Regions from separate parts of the Mus musculus genome. Here region 2 is linked to region 1. Evidence: chromatin loops called from intact Hi-C (ENCODE). Cell type or tissue: heart. All regions are shown on one strand. Links, peaks and the distances in the headings refer to the core of each region. The heading gives the core; the rest is flanking DNA. Region 1 overlaps Ak7 (adenylate kinase 7). Region 2 has its middle 22 kb from the start of D430019H16Rik.

Evidence for each region. Hi-C counts contacts between places; a loop is a spot of excess contacts. Peaks named below come from ENCODE experiments on the same cell type or tissue, not always from the same donor. Only the 100,000 strongest peaks of a DNase experiment are listed, where the experiment ranks them.
Region 2: it touches region 1 in a loop (2.9-fold over the local background); 4 of 42 quality-filtered maps call a loop at or near these places.

Annotation. Positions count from the first base shown.
Region 1 is chr12:105,717,606-105,728,293 of GRCm38, reverse strand. It overlaps Ak7 (adenylate kinase 7), which reads right to left. Exons shown (of 18, transcript NM_030187.1): 5 at 1,997-2,107. Among named protein-coding and RNA genes, the nearest start is that of Ak7, 17 kb to the right of the region's middle. In heart, for the core only: a CTCF peak has its summit at 5,417 (motif pointing right); no DNase peak of the experiment used is centred there.
Region 2 is chr12:105,426,160-105,436,847 of GRCm38, reverse strand. No RefSeq gene overlaps it. Among named protein-coding and RNA genes, the nearest start is that of D430019H16Rik, 22 kb to the left of the region's middle. In heart, for the core only: a CTCF peak has its summit at 4,786; no DNase peak of the experiment used is centred there; H3K27me3 peaks cover 549 bases.

The DNA.
Region 1 (10,688 bases), core at 1,149-9,148:
CCTCAAAACCACTGGTTCTTCAGGAACAGAACTAACGTTTGAAATCCCTCTTGTCATATCTTATGAAACCACAAGGTGGCGATCTAGAGCCGCCATCGCTTGAGCTGGTGTTTTTTTTTTGTTGTTGTTGTTTTTTTTTTTTTTTTTTTTTTAAGTTCAGTGGAACCTGGGGTTTGGGCTGAATGGGATGATGGCAGCAGCATCCGCCTCACAGAGTTCTAAAGAGGTCCCATGCGAGTCTGAGGGTCAACATGGAACACCCCAGGTGAGATGCACAGCATCTTCCAGGGCAGGCAGCTCAGCGAGGCCTGATTTGCTTCTCAGTTACTAATTACCCATTACAGGCCACTCAGAAATCTATTTTAGTAAAAGATAAAATTATCATACATGTCAAATGACAAATTTTGCGGCAATGGTAGCTTTTCTTTAATGGTGGGTGCTGGGGACTGAACCCGGGTCCTTGACATGCAAGGCAGACTCTGTCACTGACTCAGACCTACATCCCCCCCCCCCTTTTTTGTTTTTTTTGGGGGGGGGGTTGGTTTTTTTGAGACAGGGTTACCTCTGTGTAGCCCTGGCTGTCCTGGAACTCACTCTGTAGACCAGGCTGGCCTCAAACTCAGAAATCTGCCTGCCTCTGCCTCCCGAGTACTGAGATTAAAGGCATGCACCATGATTGCCTGGATAAAAGATTTATTTTTAATTATGCGGGGTGGGTGCATATGAGCCCAGGTGCCTTAAGATGTCAGAGGCATCAGACCCCCTGGAGCTGGGGCCTCCAAGTGGCTGCTACACACTAAACTTAGGTCCATGCTCTTAACCACAAACTGAACTTGGGTGTGTGCTCCTAACCACCGAGCCATCTCTCCAGCCCCACCCTACCCTATCAGTCCCTATCCTAGACCAAACTTGCTAAGTTGCCAAACTGGTCTAGAACTCCTTCTTGCAGTCCAGACAGGCCTTGGACTTGTGGTCTTCCTGCCTCAGTCTCTCCAGAGAGCTGTGAGTACAGGTGACTGCCTGCAGGCCCTGGCATTGTTGCTGTAGTTTTGTCAGAAAGCATTGTGTTGTGTAGCCCAGGCTGGCCCTGAACATTGGGTAACAGGTATGTGACACTGGATCCAGCTTATAGACATGTCTTAACAATCAGCTGTGTCAAGATAAACCTTATTGAATAATGGAGTTGGAATAAAAAAAAAATGTTACCTCCTCCCCAGTGTCTGGTGACTGACATCTTGTTTTGAATGACAATTCCCTACCCTGTTTCTACAGTACTGCAGCTGTGAAGTGGGGACAGTCAAGGGGGCTACTGCCAGAGTCACAGTCAGAAAAGCTTAGGCAGGTTCAGGACAGTGCCTGGCCATCCCTGGCTGTGCGATCCTGAACAAACGAATCCTTCCCCTACTCAAGCCTGTGTCTCTTCATTGTTTGTTTGTTTTCAAAACAAAGTCTTTGTATGTAGCCCAGGCTGTCAGGGAATTCATTATGTAGATCAGGCTGTCCTGGAACTCACAGAGATCCACCTGCCTCTGAGTGCCAGGATTAAAGGCAAATGCCCAGCCATCATGTCTTTTGGTATGAGGGACGTTGCACGTTTCAGAGCTTTCTGAAGAAAAGTACTGTGAGAGACTCTAGGAACCACGATAGTGTGTGGGCCCTTCCTTCCCATCCCTACTGAGTTAGTTATTGGCCCAGACCCCTCGGTGGAGGAGAGGCTGAGTTTAGCTGGGGGGCTCTCAGGTCAGAGGGCTGGATCATAATCTGGACCAGGAACTCCCTAAGGGTAGGATACAGGGCTTGAGCCAAAGCTCACACCCGTGGGGATGCAGGAGGAAATAACCCACGGAGTTTGCACTGTTGTAGTAAGGTGTCCTGGCCGTGCAAAAACAGTCTGAAAAGGGATCAGGGCTGAGTATGCAGAGGAGAGAATAGCCCAGGTACACCACCTCGCAACGAACCTTTCCCACTCCACAACGATCTCTGCGTCCAGACTTACATTTTTTCCAAATTTGAGAACAATTTTTTCAGCGTTGATATGGTCCAGGAAGTTGGGGTGATGTTTCCTTCTTCGATAATCCTCTTCTGTGAAGGGAACCTCGTTGTCGTCCTAAGGGAGACACAAGGTGCAAGGCGGTGCAAGGCGAGTGCCCCAGAGCCAGGGGAGGACGCCCTGCTCACGGAGGCGCTCCTTCTGGCTCAATGGAAGTGTAATGCTCTCTGCTTCCCAAGAATGAAGCCCGCATCTCCAGAGAGCTGGCTCAGAGAATCTCCAACAGTGCCCACATAAGGAAGCGACAGATATTCCCAGTGATGGACATAACAAGGACACTGCATATCTCATCCAAACGTACCCCACGGACACGTGCAACCCTGACTGAATCACATAGTGTGAGTAACCTGTAAGCCCCGCGTGCCCAAGGACCCGCAACATCCTGGAATGCTGGGGGCTGCTGGTCATGGAAAATAGCAAGTCAGGTGTTTTCACTCCGCCAAACAAGGTTGGTTGTCCCAGCTGCACAGGATGCACTCGATCTCAACCACACCCCACCCTCCACCCCCACCTAAAGATTTATGTATTTTTTTAAAGATTTTTTTTATTATTTTATCTAAGTACACTGTAGCTGTCTTCAGATGCACCAGAAGAGAGCATCAGATCTCATTACGGATGGTTGTGAGCCACCATGTGGTTGCTGGGATTTGAACTCAGGACCTTCAGAAGAGCAGTCGGTGCTCTTAACCACTGAGCCATCTCTCCAGCCCCCGATTTATGTATTTATTATACGTAAGTACACTGTAGCTGTCTTCAGACATACCAGAAGAGGGTGTCAGATCTCATTACAGATGGTTGTGAGCCAACCATGTGGTTGCTGGGATTTGAACTCAGGACCTTCAGAAGATCAGACAGTGCTCTTAACCGCTGAGCCTACTTGATCTCATAATAGGCAGGATGCATGCTTTTCCCTGATGGATGGTGGCAGGAAGTACTATAGCCTGTGGCTTCAGCCTTTATGAATGCCTGACTAAAATAATTCAGCACCATTCTCAGGGGGGTGGGTGGGGGTGGGGTCCCAGGTATGAGCCTGGCCAGTATTTTATAAAGCTTGCTTTAATTGGACAGTCATGGATTTGGTTTTTCTCCTTGCCATTTTCAGGTTTAACACCTCCACCTCCTCTGTCCTGGGATTACAGACATGGGATACCATGGCCATTTTATACTAACATATGTAAAACCACCTGCTTTGAATTTATATTTATAGATCTGGCTCCTGGGAGCCCTAGACCTCTTCCTTCTGTGACTGCAGTAACCAGAGTGTGTGAAACCTCTAAACTGGGCTGGGGAAAAGCCCAACAACCTTGTTTTTGAGAGTGCACAAAGTCCCCAAGAGCAAGCATCCTATGACAACCCCTCATAGCAATAACCAGACAGGCTACAACAGCAGGGCCAACATACATGTAGATAACCTAAGACATCCTGCAGCAAATAGATAGCCTAGCCATCCTGATTGTCAGGTGGTTTTGCCCCCATGTTTGGTTCCTGCAGATTACTCCAGAAATGCAGTTGTTAAAATATTAACTTGCTGACCTGTATGGAAATTTCCCAAGCTTGCTGTAACCACAATAAATACCCTGTACCCCTAGACTCAAGGCTCTCACGACTGACCCCCTGCTATGGTGATGGGTGAGAGTTCTTGCTCCCAAGCTTGTAGTAAAGACCCTTGTGTGTGTGCATCGGCACTGGCTCCTCGGTGGTCTTTGGGGTCCCTGAGTCTTGGATATAACACTGTGACTGTACACTGAGAAAGGCATTAATTCAAGACAAGAAGTGGATTATTATCAGAGACATGGGCAGGGAGTGGTGCCCACGCTCTCCTCTCAGCACTCAGGGGGCAGAGGTAGGCAGGTCTTTTGAGTTCCAGGCTAGTAAGGGCTATAAAGTGAGACCTGATCTCAAGCCATGGGGAAAAAAAAAAAAACCAATACATTTATAGTATAATCAGTAAAGGGTGAAATTTACCCATGGTCAAAGGCATTCAGGAACTTAAAAAAAAATTATCAGGCATGGTGATAGCAATCCCAGCCCTTGGGAGGCAGAGGTTAGTGGATCTTTGAGTTCAAGGCCAGCCTGGTCTATAGGGTAAGTTCCAGGACAGCCAGGACCACACAAAGAAACCATATCTGGAAAAATCAAAAGTAAATCAAAAGATTAACAATGCAAGAAGGGTGTGGCATGTAAACATGAATGCCAGAGTGGATTTTCCCTTTTTTATGCATGCCTCTGTGTGTTTGTGTGTGTGTGTGTGTGTGTGTGTGTGTGTGTGTTGGTTGGCAGGTGCACATGTACGGGTGGGTATTTTCTGCTGTCTAAATACTTTAACAGCTGGGTCATCTCCCTAGCCCACAAACGACAGTATTTATGCCAGTACCATACCTGCACATTTGCTCAGTTAAGCAGAGAGATTCTTGGGCTGGCGAGATGGCTCAGTGGTTAAGGACACTGACTGCTCTTCCAAAGGTCCTGAGTTCAATTCCCAGCAACCACACCGTGGCGCACAACCATCTGTAATGGGATCTGATGCCCTCTTCTGGTGTGTCTAAAGGCAGCAACAGTGTACTCATACATAAAATAAATAAATAAATAAATAAATAAATAAATAAATAAATAAAAGAGGAGCAGTTCTCACAGGCATGCTCTTGACTTGAAAGTACAGGCTGTAGTCAAGAAGATGAGATCCTGTCCCAGGCTCCTCCGCTGGCCCTGGAATTGAAGTGAGTTATAAAATGGAAAAAAAAAGGGCCAGGCATGGAAATCTCAGCATTGGAGAGGTGTAGGCTGGGGAGGATCAGGGATTCAGAGCCATCCGGGGCTACAGCGTGCATTTGAGCCACTTTGGGCTACTTGAGGTCCTGCTCCAAGTGACTGGAGCCGTGGTGGAAACTGGAAGAAAAATGAAGAAGGCAGCAGCAGGCAGATGCTCAGGGCTGTGGGCCACGCTGGTGCGTGTTGATGATCGTGACAGGTGGATGGTGTATAAATATTCACATGTGAATGTGGACACGCAGGTGCAGGTGGCCAGCGTGTGCGGGCTAAAAGACAACCCTGGGTGTCAGTCCTCCCTGTCCACCTCCTTTGAGAAAGGGTCTCTTTGGTTTTTTGGTTAGCAAGCATCCAAGGTGGCTGGCCCTCAAGCCTCCAGGGACGTCCTTGTCTACGTTGGAGCTCTGAGATGACAGCCATTCATACTATGTGATTGACTTTAACGGGGTTCAGGGGATTCAAAGTGGGGAACCCCTCTGAGCCGTGCTCCAGCCAGGGCTGACACCTTTTAATCAGGCCTGCAGCACAATCTGAATTACATTTTAGCAAGGTTGTCATGGACCACAGATAGGAAGGAAGGAAAATGGTAAAGAACGGAATCTACCACTAGGTGGCGATAGATAATCTTCCTCACCCCGTCCTAGGGTTTCTATTGCTGAGACAAGGCAGTGATGAAAAAAAGAAAGCCAAGTTGGGGAGAAAGGTTTATTTGGCTTATTCTCCCATACTGCTGTTCATCATCAAGGAGGTCAGGACAGAAACTCAAGCAGGGCAGAACCCTGATGCAGAGGGCTTGGAGGGGTGCTGCTCATAACAGGTGTACACAGCCTGTTTTCTTATAGAACCCAGGACCATTGGAACACCCACGATGGATTAGGCCCGTGTCCACCAATCACTAATTAAGAAAATGCCCAACACCTGGATCTTATGGTGGTCTCTTCCCACATGAGGCTCCCTCTTTTCAGATTAATTTGTGTATCCAGTTGACACAGGACTAGCTAGCACACCTCCTTAAGGGTTTGGCTTTTGTTTTTGTTTTGTTTTTTCGAGACAGGGTTTCTCTGTAAAATCCTGGCTGTCCTGGAACTCACTCTGTAGACCAGGCTGGCCTCGAACCCAGAAATCTGCCTGCCTCTGCCTCCCAAGTGCTGGGATTAAAGGTGCATGTCACCACTCCCGGCTCTCCTTAAGGGTTAATCCAATGGGACAGGTCAAGGACCTAGGTGTCACCTCTAGGGACACACCTAGGAAGGTGGGTTCACCTTGAGATAAAGCGTTTTTTCCTTTCCAAAGTTCTGGTCCTCTAGTGCAGTCCCCAGAGCCCCCACCACGTGGATCTGAGTGCTATTTCTTTTCCTTCTCTTCCTTCAGATATGGGTCAGAACCGACGGGTGCTTTCGAAGCTCCCCAATCGCCTATTCTGTTACTGAGTTTCTAAGACTCTCCTCCTCGCTCACCTCCAGGCAGCTGACCTCCGTGCTGCCTCAGCTCCAGCTGCCTGGCTTTGTTCCTTTTATGTATCCTTCTTCCCTTCCTGGCAGCTCTGAGGTTTACCGTTTGCCCACCCTAGGGCTTTCCTTTTAAACCGGTACACTGTCCTCACGCCTCTGCTTGTGTCCACTCAGAAATTCTTTTATGAATGAGCCCCAGCAGGGAGTCCCATTTCCCAGTGGTCATATGACGGCTCTGCCGGACTCTGAGATTTCTAGCAATACTTCTTTCTTCCCCTTTAATGCTTTGATTGGCAGAGAAGATAAACCATCCCTAGATAGAATCCACAGCCGGCAACAGTCATCCAGAGGTTTTCATGCTTGGGGATGCTGACAGCTGAGCCTGGGGCTAGAGCGTTGCCATGGATACTATTACTAGATAGGCTGGTGGTACACTTTCAGTGATGGATTGAGAGCTTTGGCTGACAAGCTGGTTGATGGATGGATGGATGGATGGATGGATGGATGAGTGGATGGGAATGGGGCTGGGGCAACCCCAGTACCGGGGATTCTCTTAGCAGAAAGACAGAAAATTAGTTTGTGAAGATAACTGTAGCGACTCCATCATTTTGCAGAAGTGGCATATCCTGGACAAATTACATATCACACAATAGGCTGTTCTTTTTCATCCACGTGTCCAACCCATAGATAGGGCTGCCAGATTTGGAAGAAATAAATGGGACAACAAGATAAACAAATGAATACACTTTTACATTGTGTGCCCTGAAATAATATTTGTGCTAAAACTTAGTCACTACTTACCGGAAGTTTAAACTGAGCTGACTTCTCTTGTATGCACTTTTATTTGCTGACCTTAGCAATCAAACTCTCACTGAGTCTGGAAAGAGGATGATCTAGAAGCATCCATCTTTCTAGCTCAAGGTTCCGCTTCAAGTTTCCTGGACTATGGTGGCTGCTGCCTGCTGTGGAGACCATCTAAGGGGTACAGGAAGGATGGAGCCTTGGAGCTCGACAGCCCTGGCTACCATGACGTCTGCCCGCTATGACTGTTCTAGGCTTACCCCATTGTCAGCCCCTGTGTCTGCAGCAGAAACAGTCACATTTTTACAAGGTGGACTGCAAGATACCCTAGCTGCAGGTTTTCACTAAAGAAAGGGGATGGGTTTCAGTCTAGCCAGCTGCACGGAAGCCTGCGACTGAAACCGGTCATGGTCGTCAATTCAGTTCTTGCCTTTAGGACCTGGCTCTGTGCTGTGAACCTTTGGTACTGGTTTTTGGGCTGTTTTCCTTTAGTCCTTAAATTTCATTACTACTACTACAACCACATCAGCACAGTGAGGTGTATTTTACATAAAAACACAAACTGACACAAATGACAAAAAAACAAAACAAAACAAAAAACAAAACAAAACAAAACAAAAACAAACAAAAAAAACCCAGGAAGCCAGGACAAAGCCGAGTGAGGCCTTTGTGTTGTGTGGGCTAGCCCAGAATTCTTAGGCTTGAAATAACCCTTTCCCTCCTGACTCCAGAGTGCTTTAAGTCTACTTTTCACTGGTGGGGATGGGCAGGGTGGGGGGAAGGAGGGAAGGGGGTGGGCGTGGGCTAGTTCCTTGCTGCTGAGCGAAGTGATCATTTCCTTTTCTGATAGATGCTGAGTGAGCAGCTCTTCTCCTTTTACTTTGTAACCTTTCCTTGTTATGTATAAAAAGGCCTTGGCATTTCTGGAAATGCTGACCTTTCCTGAACAGATATGGCAACTACTGTGCTCAGTCAGCTTCACTCTTGTTTATCTATTTATTATTATGATAATTGTTGTTGTCTTTGTTTTGTTTTGTTTTGAGGCAGGGTTTCTCTCTGTGTAGTCCTGGCTGTCCTGGAACTCAGAAATCCGCCTGCCTCTGCTTCCCACCCTGAGTGCTGGGATCGAAGGCGTGAGCCACCACTGCCCAGCTTATTTACTTTTTAAATGAAATGTGGTGACTCTGTGAACTGGACCTTCTTCCTTTGTTTTAATTGTTTTATTGATGTATTCTTTCTGCAAGGGTCTATGCTGCCCAGGCAGGAGCTGAACTCTTCCTGTGCTGGGATGATCCGGTTGCCTCAGCTTCCCGAGTAGCTGGGAATTTCACTGTGGGCCACTGAGCCAAGCCTGCAGGTGACCTTTCAGACTGCCTACTTACTATGTTCCACCAGCCTGGAACTTGTGTGGGCTCCTGGCTGGCTGGTTATTTTTTGTGACAACTAGGACCTGTCAGCCATCCTTGTTCTGAGAGTTAGCATCATCTCTGGGTTCTTTGTTCACCCACAGAACACAGCTAGACTTTAAAAACAAACGGGGGCTAGCAAGATGGCTCAGTCAGTGCAGGTGCCTGCTGCGTAGGGACCAGAGTCCCGGATTCAGCATGGCTGGAAATGGCTAAGAACATGTATCTCATGATCAATAACTTCCCACTCTGGAGAGCTGAGAAGCACTGTCAATGCTGGCGTGTGAGAGACCCAGCACACCATTTGCATTGTCCTGATGGCTAAGGAAACTCCATTTTATACTAGTCATCCGTCTTGGTCCCTAAGAACCATTTGTCTTGGCTTCAAGTCCCTGGAAGGCATGTCCCATCAACCCTGAGTACCTGTGTGACACTCCCCCACCCCCATAGATACAGCCATGCCATCTGCTTTGTTACAGTATGACTGCTTCTTGCTGCTTTGCTTGCTTCCATGACCTGCTTAGGCAGACATTCAAGGACTGTTTTGAGGTTACCCTGTCATCCTAATCTCGCCAGTGCACAGCGGTTCCTGGTTTGCTTGTGCCGCCGACACTCAAGTTCTTCTTGTGAGTTTTGCGTTTAAAAGTCCTTCCCTCAGTCCACTTCGCATGGCAGTCTCCCATTTGGCTCAGAGATCCCTGTCCCGCTAGCAGTATCAATACACTTAACAAATTTAATTATAATTCGGGTTAAGTTGGTGGTCTTTTCCCTGGGGCAGGTGTGTATGTGTGTGTGTGTATAATGTCCTCATCACTTTAGATTGATCTTACCATTTGATGAGTCGTGAAGAGAATGCTAGGGTGATTCTCCACTGAGTGGGAAGCTGTCACACAGCCACAGGGCTCTGGAGCAGCAGAGTGTGATAACCGAGAAGCAGCCAGCCAGCCTCGCTGGAAGAAGGTGTGCCTTTCGTCACTACGTAGCAGCTGTGGTCGACTGGCGCATGCGTGCTGTGATCATCGCGGTTTTAGGTCCGCCAGAGTCACACAGGTACTCGGGGAATGCACTGCGCTGGGACTTGAGGAGGGGTGCGTTGTCCTCGGGCAGTAAGAACGTTAGCTCCTTTATAACTAACTGTAAATTTAGGTCATCTTCATGGTCAGCTCGTCCATATTTGGAGTCATCTAGGAGAGACACTTCTGGGTGCGCATGCCTGGGACCTACCTGAGGAGGGAGGAGACACCATCCCGGGATCCCTGACTCAATGAAATGAGAGGAGAAGCATCAGCCCTCATCTCTGCTTCCTGAGGGCAGGCAGGCTTGGTGTGACCGGCCACACTTTCTCCTCCACGGTGACCCAAATCCCTTCAGTGAGACAAGATAAACCCACTCATCCCGTGGAGACACACACCCTTAATCCCAGGACTAGGGAAGCAGAGGCAGACAAATCCTTGAGTTTAGGGCCAGATTGGTTTACATAGTGAGTTCCGGGCCAGCCAGGGTACATAGTGAGACCCTTTCTCAAAAACAAACAAACAACAAACAGACCTTTCTCCACCTGCTTTTGATTTGCCACAGCAATGAAAAAGTAACCAATGAGATAACCCTCTTGGATCCTTATCATATATATGGTCAGGCCATGACTAGAGCATCCTTAGGTAGTGTCACTGTCTGTTAGGAGGCAATTTAAACTTCTTGGTGGTCACAGCTGTGAATGTGGCTCGGTGGCAGAGTGCTCGTCTAACATACACAAAGCCCTGGGTTTGATCCTTAGCACATCATAAAATCTAAATATGGGGCTGGTGAGATGGCTCAGCAGGTAAGAGCACTGACTGCTCTTCCCAAGGTCCTGAGTTCAAATCCCAGCAACCACATGGTGGCTCACAAACACCCATAATTAGATCTGATGCCCTCTTCTGGTGCATCTGAAGTCAGCTACAGTGTACTTAGATATAATAATAAATAAATCTTTCGGCCAGAGTGAGCAGGGACTGAGCGAGCAGAGTTGACCACAGTGAACAAGCAGGGCAGACTGGAGCGAGTGGGGCTGACCGGAGCGAGCAGAGGTTTTAAAAAATTCAATTCCCAACAACCATATGAAGGCTCACAGTGTACAACTACAGTAAAGGCTCACAACCATCTGTACAGGTACAGTGTACTCACATACATAAAATAAATGAATACATCTTGTCTTAGGGTTTCTATTCCTGCACA
Region 2 (10,688 bases), core at 1,200-9,199, 290 kb after region 1:
TGCGCTTGACACTAGGTGTGATGTGACAGATGTTTAACGTTCTTACCTTTCCCACAAGGACAGGCTGTAACCTGAAGCGTAAGCTGAAATAAGTCCTTTTACCACCTAAACTTCTTTTTGCTGACAAATTTTATCACAGAAACGACATGAAACTAGAGCCCAGCTAACTGGCCCAAGAGCTTCTGGAGAATCTCCTGTCTCCATCTTCCACCTCACCGTAGGAGAAAGGGGCTAGGCACACTCAGCTTAATGTGGGTTCTGGTGTAAGAATCGAACTCATGACCTCATCCTTGCAAGGCAAGCTCTTTACCCACTGGGCCAAGGACTCCCTGGTCTCTCTTCTTTTTGAATATAAACTCTCGAGCTGCCATTTCCTATTCTGTGTAGCTTTACATATACGTCACAAATTCTACTGTTTCGTTTTCATATTCTCTTTCCTTGTGGGTTTTTTTTTCTGACTCATCAATTATTTAGAAATATTATCACTTACTTTCCATGCATTTGTAAAAGTCTTTCTGTTGTTGACTTTTAGTTTTATCCCATTATGGTGGGAGGAAATATTTTGGATAGCAAGCAGGTGGGGTGCTTTCTCTCTTAATGTGGTGGTCTGCTCTGGAGGACTCTCTTGTGTACACTGCATTGGGCTGGTGGGATGGGTGGAGGACTCTCTGTGTACACTGCATTGGGCTGGTGGGATGGGTGGAGGACTCTCTTGTGTACACTGCATTGGGCTGGTGGGATCGATGTTCCTCAGAGTCTTCTCCTCCTTGGTGACAATCACCTTGTGGGGAGGAAGTTCCAACATTCTGTCTCTGCGATTTGACACAATGCATTGGTCCCATTCACAGCCATACTGGGATGCACATGGGTTGGACACATTTTCTATTTCCTTATCTACTTGTCATTAGTGTGTCTATTATTACAAATGGGGTGGGAACTTATTTACAAACAGGACTTCACTCCATATGTCCTGGTGCTATCACCCATGTACAGCTTTCATGACAATATAGCTTTATCCTATTGGAGATTAAAACCATAGAGCACAATTGTTGTCTTAGTTCTTTCCCTGTTGCTGTGACAAATTCCTGGACGCATGCAGCTTAAAGGGAGAAAAGGATTATATCCAATTCAATTATAGTTCAAGGTCACAGTCAAAGCAGCAGGAGCTTGAGGGAGCTGGTCACACTACATCCACAGTCAAGAAGCAGAGAGATGATTGCTGGTGCTCAGCTCCACTGCTCTGTTTTGTGCCGTTCTTTGGACCCCAGCTTAGGGAATGATGCTGCCCACAGTGGGAGATTCTCCACCATCAAGATATCTCCCTACAGGCATGCTTAGGTGACTCTAGACCTCCTCAAGGTGACGGTTGAGATGAATCACCCCAGTTGTGCTGTATGGAAAGCACACAGTTAATACCAAGCTGTAATGTATCTATGCTGTTCTGTATTCCCAGCAGCAAGAGAACCACAGGGCTTTTTATCCTTACTTGAACTCTCTGTTGTTGGCTTTGCTTCTTCAGAAAAGTTGTTCAACAGCTATGCCATGTAATCTCAAATTGGTTAGGATTTTTCTTTCCCTAGTTATGGAAGACGTCAACTACTTTTTGAAATGCTTATTTGGCATGTACGTCTACTCACGGACACAGTGTCAATTGAAGTCTTTTGTCTGTTTTCATGTTTTTTTTAAAGGTTCTTTGTATGTTGAAAACTAGTCCTTTATCTGACATTTGAGACACAAATACATTTCCCCCAGTCTTTAGAAGAGCCTGTGTTTCTACTGTGATGAGGTCTGATTTATATTTTCTCCTTTGTGTTGTATCTAAGAAGTCTTTGTCCAGACTGGGGAGATGGTAAAGTGCTTATCTTGCCAGCATGAGGATCCAAGTTCAATCCCTGGTACCTGCATAAAAATTCTGGGCATGGTGGGGAGAAGTGGTCCCTTGGAATTTCTGACCAGCCAGCCTAGCCTCAATGGCAAGTTTCAGGCCAGTGAGAGGCCATGTCTCAGCTAAGAAAGGTGGACTGTGCCTGCTGAATGACAGCTGACACTCAAGGTTGTCCTCTGGCCTCCACATGCATGTGCACAGAAGTGCACATGTATGTACACACACACAACTCATAAGGATTTCATCCTGTTTCTGACATTACCATGAATTTTTGGTTTATATTATATAAACATATCATAAAGTTTAATACTCATATGAAAATATAAATTTATTTGTAAAATATAAATTTTAAATAATCATATAAATATATTTATATCTATCATTGGTTTATATCATGCAAATGTATAATACATCAGACCTGTGATCTATTTGAGTTCTTTTCTTTTCTTTTTCTTTTTCTTTTTCTTTTTCTTTTTCTTTTTGTTTTTGTTTTTGTTTTTGTTTTTTGTTTTTTGAGTGTGATGTGTGGTTTAATGCTGATTTATTTGTTTAGGGTTATCTATCCAGTTATTTGGTTTATTGAAAAGACTATAATTTTTCCATTAAATTGCTTGCCCTGTTTCTCTTCCATCTATACCTACTGTCCCCTGTACACAATGTGTTTGTTCCTGTTGTCAAGACACTCTGCATAAATTTCACATCATAAGTTTTTCAAAAACCTCCAAGTAGCCATAGCAGAATATCAAGCCAAGAGGAAGGTGCTTGCAATCATAAGACCTGAGGAAGGCATGAGTCATTCTCATGGGCTCATCCCACGGTGGCCAGGGATGAAGTGGAGCTAGTCTACATCCCTGCTCTCAGACATGGCCCCTTCTCAGTGACACTGTCATCTATAGCTGTAAGTCTGTATGGTTAAGGGACAATGATCTTCTGCACCTTCTGTGTGACCTTTGTTTTGCTTTGTTTGCAGCCTTGCCCCAGCTAGCATGGGCTTTCAGTGTGTCTGGATGGTGACTCCCCCATCTAACATTTCCACGCATGTTTTAGCAAGTCACATAAAGGGAAGGGTCTGGGTGGGGTCTCTTGGTGGCTACCATGCCTCTCTTCCAGTTTCCTGTCAAAGGCACCCACCGGAGAGTGCTTGAGCAGGTTCACACCCCCGTGGCTCTACCCTCCAGATATTCCCATTTGCAAATTGTTATACATCTCAGCTGAGGGAGCCTGGTGCTACACATTCACTTCTCAGAGGTATCTGAGGCAGCCCATGACCTGAGCTCTTTCTGATGGACTCAGAACATGTACAAAGTTTTGCTGTTATTGTAAAAGGAGACGTGACAGGTTGGCGAGATGGCTCAGCTTATAAGGACACTGACTGCTCTTCCGAAGGTCCTGAGTTCAAATCCCAGCAACCACATGGTGGCTCACAACCACCTGTAATGAGACCTGATGCCCTCTTCTGGTGTATCTGAAGACAGCTACAGTGTACTTATGTATAACAATAAATAAATCTTTGGGCCAGAGTGAGCAGGGACTGTGAGCAGGGGCCAACCAGAGCAAGTGAGGCCAGCTGGAGCAAGTGGGATTGACTAGAGTGAGCAGAGGTCCTAAAATTCAATTCCTAACAACCTCATGAAGGCTCACAACCATCTGTACAGATACAGTGTACTCCTATACATTAAATAAGTAAATAAGTAAATAAATAAATAAATAATAAATAAATGGAGAAGCAATGCTCTGTCAAAAATTTTCCCTCCTAATGGGGCTTGGAAATCCATCAAAAATCTAAATTTGCATCATGACGAATGTAGGGGAGGGAATTCCTAATCTAGGTTCAATGGTGAATCCAGGGTCTGCTTTGTTTCATCTACTCCTACACACAGAAATAAATTCTTCCAGCACATTCTACATTCCAGACAGTGTCAAATGTCATATGTTACTTAACAGTGTGTGTTAAGTCAACAGAGAGATCGGAGCAATGGAGCAATCACCCAATGGGAACTCAGCCTTCAAACTAGTGTCTGAGTGCTTGCTAATGCGTGAGCAAGCCAGGGAAGGGACACAGCCAACAGAGATGATCATTTGCATAAAAGGGAGATTAATAGGGCACAGGGTGACTCTGGGTCATTCATTTGTATCATTTCAAAAGTGGAAAAAGGAAGAAATGTAAGAGAAATAAGAACATACAAATGCCCTTGGCATCTTTGGTGACTCCCACCCCTACTGCCATCTGCGCCTGAGACCTGACCTTGGAAGCATCAGACACTGGATTCAAGAAGAAGATGCGAATCTCTTCTGGGATCAGCTGCAGCAGAGGACAGACAGGCTCTCCCCCTGCCACTGCACCACCCCCTCCCCACCCAGCCCCATCTCACCGGTCTCATCTCTGCAATGAAACATCTGACAGAAACAGCCTAAGGAAGGGGAGTTTGTTTTGGTTCATAGCCCGAAAGGAAACAGTATGGTGGAGAAGAGTTGGCAGAAGGAGCAGCTTGTGCCTGGAGCATCAGGAGAGTAGCTGGCCATTTAGAGCTGGCAGTCAGGAAGCAGAGCACGCAGGCTGGAGCTACTCCAAGCCCCAGCCCATGAGGTCTACCCTCTCTACCCACAGTCACACCTTACCCGACCTAGGTCTCACCTCCTAAAATTTCTATAACTTCCCCAAACAACACCACCATCTGAGGACCAAGTGTTCAAACACATGACTGTGAACTGTGAGTGTGTGTGTGTAGTGTGTGTATGTGTGTGTGTATCTGTATTGGGTTATGTCATATCCAAACTATACAAACTGTATACATTTAGCACACAGTAGGCACTTAACAAACGTGAAGGTCCTTATTTCCTTGTGTCCACCAGACGCAGGATATTAAGTCCCTGTAAGAGTGAGCCTCTCCTGCCACTGTGTGGCATGTTCAGTTATTGCCAGGCCTTCTCATACACAGAAAGCCAAATGATTATCATTCGTTTTACCCTTAAGTTGTAGATCACCTTTTACTGCTGACCCCAAACCCAACTCTACAGTTTCTTATTCAGGTTTCTTAGGTATTTAGTCTGGTGCTTGGATCCATCTCTGTTTCTCTCAGAAGCTGGGGAGCCCCTTTGTAGGCAGGAACCTATTTTGTGAAGACATTTTGTAGACTACAAAGTGCCTTCCTTGTTCACAGACTCCTCTTACACTATCTATTTATGATACATCACATAATGTGAATAAAGGTCATTATCCCCTGGGGCCTGGTGGATGGTGAGAGAGAACCAGGTCTATAAACCATAGGGAGGGCCTGGGGAGAGAACCCAGTTGGTAAAATCCTTGCCACATAAACGTGAGGACCTGAGTTCAGATCCCCAGTTCCCACGTAAAATCTGGACGTGGTGGCAAGTATTCGAAACGCCAGCCTTGAGGCTTAGGGGTGACCAGAGACTGAAAAACCCCTGATGCTCACTGGCTGGTCCATCTATCCTAATGGCTGAATGTTAGAATCAGTGAGAGAGCCTGTCTCAGTCAGGGTTTTACTGCTGTGAACAGATGCCAGACCAAGGCTGCACTTATGAGAACAGCATTTAATTGGGGCTGGCTTACAGGTTCAGAGGTTCAGTCCATTATCATTAAGGAGGGAACATGGCAGCATCCAGGTAGGCATGGTGCAGGAGGAGCTGAGAGTTCTACATCTTCATCTGGAGGCTGCTAGGAGAAGACTGGCTTGCAGGCAGCTAGGATGAGAGTCTTAAAGTCCACGCCCACAGTGACACACCTACTCCAACAAACCCATGTCTCCAAATAATGCCACTCCCTTGGCCAAGCATATTCAAGCCACCATATTCTCTGTCTCAAAAAGTAAGGAAGGCCCCCAATGTTGACCTCTGACCCACTCATGCACGTACACACACACACACACACACACACACACACACACACCTACAGGAAGACTGTAGTTGGTATAGGAGAAGGAAGGGATATGCTATGAGGACCAAGTCAGAAGTCTGTTAAGGAAGGGGTTTGGGTCTCAGCTATAGCTCACCACAGAGAGGAGGGCAGGACAGAGGCACTCCCACAAGCTGACACAGTCGGGGAGGCAGGTGTCATGATCTAGACTGTTCCAGGCTCCTGTACACTGCGTAAGGGCATGGTGCATGGTGTTGGAGAAGAGTCCAGAATCACAGGCTAAGTAAGAATGTGAAGGCTCTTGAGTGTGTGGAGGAAGATGGGCACAGGCCACCCAGCTAGAAAATGTCTTAATAGTCCTGTAGGTTGGAATCAGACAGACACAAGAGCCGGAAGCTTCATTGCTCTTGTCTAGACTATCAATTTTCTGTACATACAAAGAGGAGACATTCAAGGTTCCGGACTTGCCATACTTAGCAATAGCTCTCCAAACACTTCCATGACACTGGCATATGAAGTATATGCCACCGTCAAGAAAAGTCCCACACACCAGCAATGGGATGCCTAGTTCTCCGGCATCCATCGTAAGGTGTGGCTTCGTTCATAGGCCTGGATATGCAAAAGGTTCCCAGTGAAATGAAGCTTGTCGGAATGAAGGGTGAGAATGAGTTCGGATGGGAAACTGTCATGTTACTAAAGACACATTTAAAAGTTTATAATTAAGAATGTGGGAGAAGAACAAACCTTCAGGTCATAATATACTTGAAAGTTACCGGCTCAGATAGCGTCTGCCTTTGTCCAGTGTCTATGACTGATAACACAGCACCACAGTCTGGTACACTAAAATAGGAAAGGTCTCTCTTCTGGCTTACAGGTTTAAGCCAGAGTCAAAGAGCCACAGCCAGTGGTAGCTTCTTTGTTGCTGGCAGGGTCCCAAGGTGGCTCTGGGCAGCATGTGCAAGAGACCAGGAGTGTACTTGTATCTGAATGTCTCCCATAGTCTCTCTGTCTTCTTAGATCATCACTCATTCATCATTGAACTCTGTCCTGATCCCTCCCCTAATCAAATATCCACCCCCTATGCTGCTGTTGTGTAGCAATTTTCTCTGACTGGAAGCATTCCATCCTGGTGAAGACCCAGGAAAGGGAGCTCATTAAGACTCTGGAAGTAAACAACTCAAAAGTCTCAAAAAAGTCCCTAAAACTTAACAGATGCACACAGCTCTTCTTTCGTCAGCAGTAAGGATGGCTGGGGTGGGAGTGGGGGCACTCTTGGACCTGTCAGGCTGCCTGCAAGTCATGTGGAGATCTCTGGGTTCCAGCTTTCATGAGTTCTAGCTGATACTGGGGTGAGCCTTGATGATGCAATAGCCTTCAATGGTCTATGCTTCTGTAAGTAACCCCAATAAATTCATTGGTTTGCCAAGTTGGACTTTGGTGGCATATGTGTACTTTGGTCTGTTATTGTTTCTCACTGAGGTGAGCATATGTTTGTTCCTGTCACCCAAGGAATAGCACCTTGTCTGAACACTACAGTCAGATCAGTGTCTCCTCCTCTGAGTAGCTCACAGAGGGAGTTTAATTCCAGTATATATTTATATTTGGGAGACTCACCAAACATTCAAATCATAGTAGGATATTATTCAAACTCATGCTTTTAAAATATTTTATCAGCATATATTTGATTATACATAAAATTATTTCAATAACTAGGCTGTGCTTAAGTACGTCTAAAATAACTTGGTGTGAGACTCCTGAAGTTTGAGCTGATAGCAGCTACTGAGTCTGCACTGAACTGCACTCCTGCCTTCCACAGTTCATCTCTCTGCTGCCCACAAGGGTCGCAGAAATCCCCTCAGGGAATATTTTACATTCAAATCGTAAGGTCTCCCAAACTGTCATATCCAATGGCTGGGGCGTATGGTGGCAGAGAGATCCAAACCCTTGACCTTAACTCTGAACAGCTGAAGAGCCAATCTCAGCCTCTTTCAATCCCATTGCATTCTTCTGAGAACTGAAGTCCCCACTGGGGTGGGTTGGGACCCCGCCTGTGGTAGAGATTTTGCAAAGCCAAATGATGAACTTCATGGTTAAGGAGAGTTAAATCACTGTAGACCAGAGACCAGATTATCATGGACTATTTCTCACCCCCAGGGCAAGCCTTTATTCTCCAGCCTGCTGTGTCTCTCTGTCTGACCCAACACACTAAGACTATTGAAGGAAAAAACAAAAAAATAAAAATAAAAACAAACAAACAAAAAAACCCCGAAAACTTTGCAATGTACTCTTAGGAAGCCACTTGCCTGCGCCAGTCCACAGGCTCAGACTGTCAGTGGGCGGAAGCTGAGGTTATAACAGAGACTTGGCTCCCATTTTGCTTACCTGATGACTGTACCCATGTATCTACCAAATGCTTGGTTCATGGCTCCATTTGCTCCTTTACGATAAAAACTCACGCCAGACCATGGGATCTGAATTATCTAGGGCTGTGTTCTTAAGGCCATGGCCATTCATATTTGGCTCCAGAATAAGCGATCCCTTATTCCTGTTGATGTGAGAGCCATGTTTTTGTGTTGGTGTTATGTTTGCTCCCTCGCTCACGTCACCTAGAGAGCCCACCCTAACGCATCTCTGCACACACACTGCCCTGCCATCCTGATCCAGTATAACAGTCATGAAGGGGTGTGTGTGTGTGTGTGTGTGTGTGTGCTGTGTCTTCCCTCTTGTTGCGTCTACATCTATGTTCCAATGTGACATCTCCACGCCTCTCAGCATTTCACATTTTTTAAAAAAGATTTATTTACTTATTATACGTAAGTACACTGTAGCTGTCTTTAGACACTCCAGAAGAAGGCATCAGATCTCATTACGGACGGCTGTGTGAGCCACCATGTGTTGCTGGGATTTGAACTCAGGACCTTCGGAAGAACAGTCAGTGCTCTTAACCGCTGAGCCATCTCTCCAGCCCCAGCATTTCACATTTAAACTATAGTATCTCTGTAACTCTCACACCCAATACCTGAACTTCATAGTAGCACAAAAATCCCTTGACTATAACTCCTTTTCAAGCACGAAGCTACAGTGCATCTCTGGCTGATTTTCCCTTGCTTTTTTCAACATTCCGTGTTTCCACGTAACTCTCAAGCTCTCTTGTGATTTCTGATGAAGCTTAATTCTAATTAACCACTTCCCTTCACAGTTAACTGCTGGCATTTATGACCAAATGGCTTTAGAAGGCATGCACTTTGAAGTAGAAGTGGCTTATGCTGGACTGTCCCATTTCCTGAGTGTCTAGCTTTTTGACACTGTGACATGGCACTGTCATCCACAAAGTTCACACGCTAGAAATGTACAACATCACGTCATAAGGGATGTTGACAGCTTTGTACTGGGCTGCACTGGTAGCCTTCCTGAGTTGTGTGCCGTGGCTAGGGTTGGACATACAAGACCCCTTCTGCAAGCTTGGCAAGGCTTTAGCCAGCAGGTGGCTCTGGTGCCTAACAGATAGTCCTTACTAATTGCGGAAGTTCCCTAGTTTGAACAAGCTGAGCTTTGCGGTTGGAAGAGCTCCAGGCTGGCTGGGGAGGTGTGGTAATGTGTGAGCAGGGGCGAGGAGGGAGGGTGTCCTTTTGCTGAGGACAGTGTGGAGAGAGATTTGGGGTGTCTACAGGGCCTGCTCTGAAAGGAGATGGAATTCCACTCTGGGGCAAACCCAAACTAAATAAATTTTAAGAAATGGTGAATTTCCTCTCACAGGAAAGGCTCCGAGGAAGCCCCGGAATGTTCCTATTAGCTTTCCATAGAAACAGCCGTCTGAGGAGCAGGGCCACCCAGGGGCTCTCTATATGAGCTACTGTGGTTGAAAGCCCTTTTAAAATTACCAAGTATTTAGTGCTCTCTCTATTGTGATGGTCCCAGCTTCATGATGGAGGTGCTCTTCAGTGCTATGCTTTGAGGCTCGTGTGTGTGTGTGTGTGTGTGTGTGTGTGTGTGTGTGTGTGTGTGTGTATGGGGGGGGGGTCTTCCCTGTCCCCAGATCTCTCTGGCCACGACAACTACATTGCCATCCCTACAGATTTGTCCACTGCCTCCCAAGAGTGCTTTATCTAGGTGGGTGCTCTATCAGCTGGCAGATGTTGGTCCTGATAGTCAGCCGACAGCCCCAAGTGATAGTCCTGTGGGGTGTAGCAGTGTAGACAAGAGGACTAGCCTAGCTTCTCGACCCTGCTCCACCACAAGCATGCAGTGAGCTTCTCCCTGAGAGGGCCCTGCCTGTGAGTGAAGGCAGGGTGCAGGCTGAGCCCTTGATTTCCCAGGAGCCGTGAGTCATGAGGCTAGAAATGAGACGGTGGCCTGAACTTCACCAAGCGCAACTGGCTTCTGTCTTATGAGCCAGAGTGAGTTGAGTCACACGTAGCAACTGTCTCTTCAGAACCTACTGTACCAGGAGCTCTAAGAAGACTCTCAACCTGGCTTTCAGGTTACAGAGGCCAGGGATTCTAATGCCTGGTTCCTCTCCTGCGCCTCTCACAAGTCTAAGCACCATCTGGCTCCTTCCTGACACCTCCTTATGGACCCTTTTCTCTGACAGTGCCGCCAGCAAATTAAAATAAATTCAAACATCATCATTATTACTACCACCACCACCACCACCACTACCACCTTCTTCTTCTTCTTCTTCTTCTTCTTCTTCTTCTTCTTCTTCTTCTTCTTCTTCTTCTTCTTCTTCTTCTTCTTCTTCTTCTTCTTCTTCTCCTCCTCCTCCTCCTCCTCCTCCTCCTCCTCCTCCTCCTCCTCTTCCTCCTCCTCCTCCTCCTCCTCCTCCTCCTCCTCCTCCTTCTTCTTCTTCTTCTTCTTCTTCTTCTTCTTCTTCTTCTTCTTCTTCTTCTTCTTCTTCTTCTTCTTCCTAGCACTCAGTGATATTTG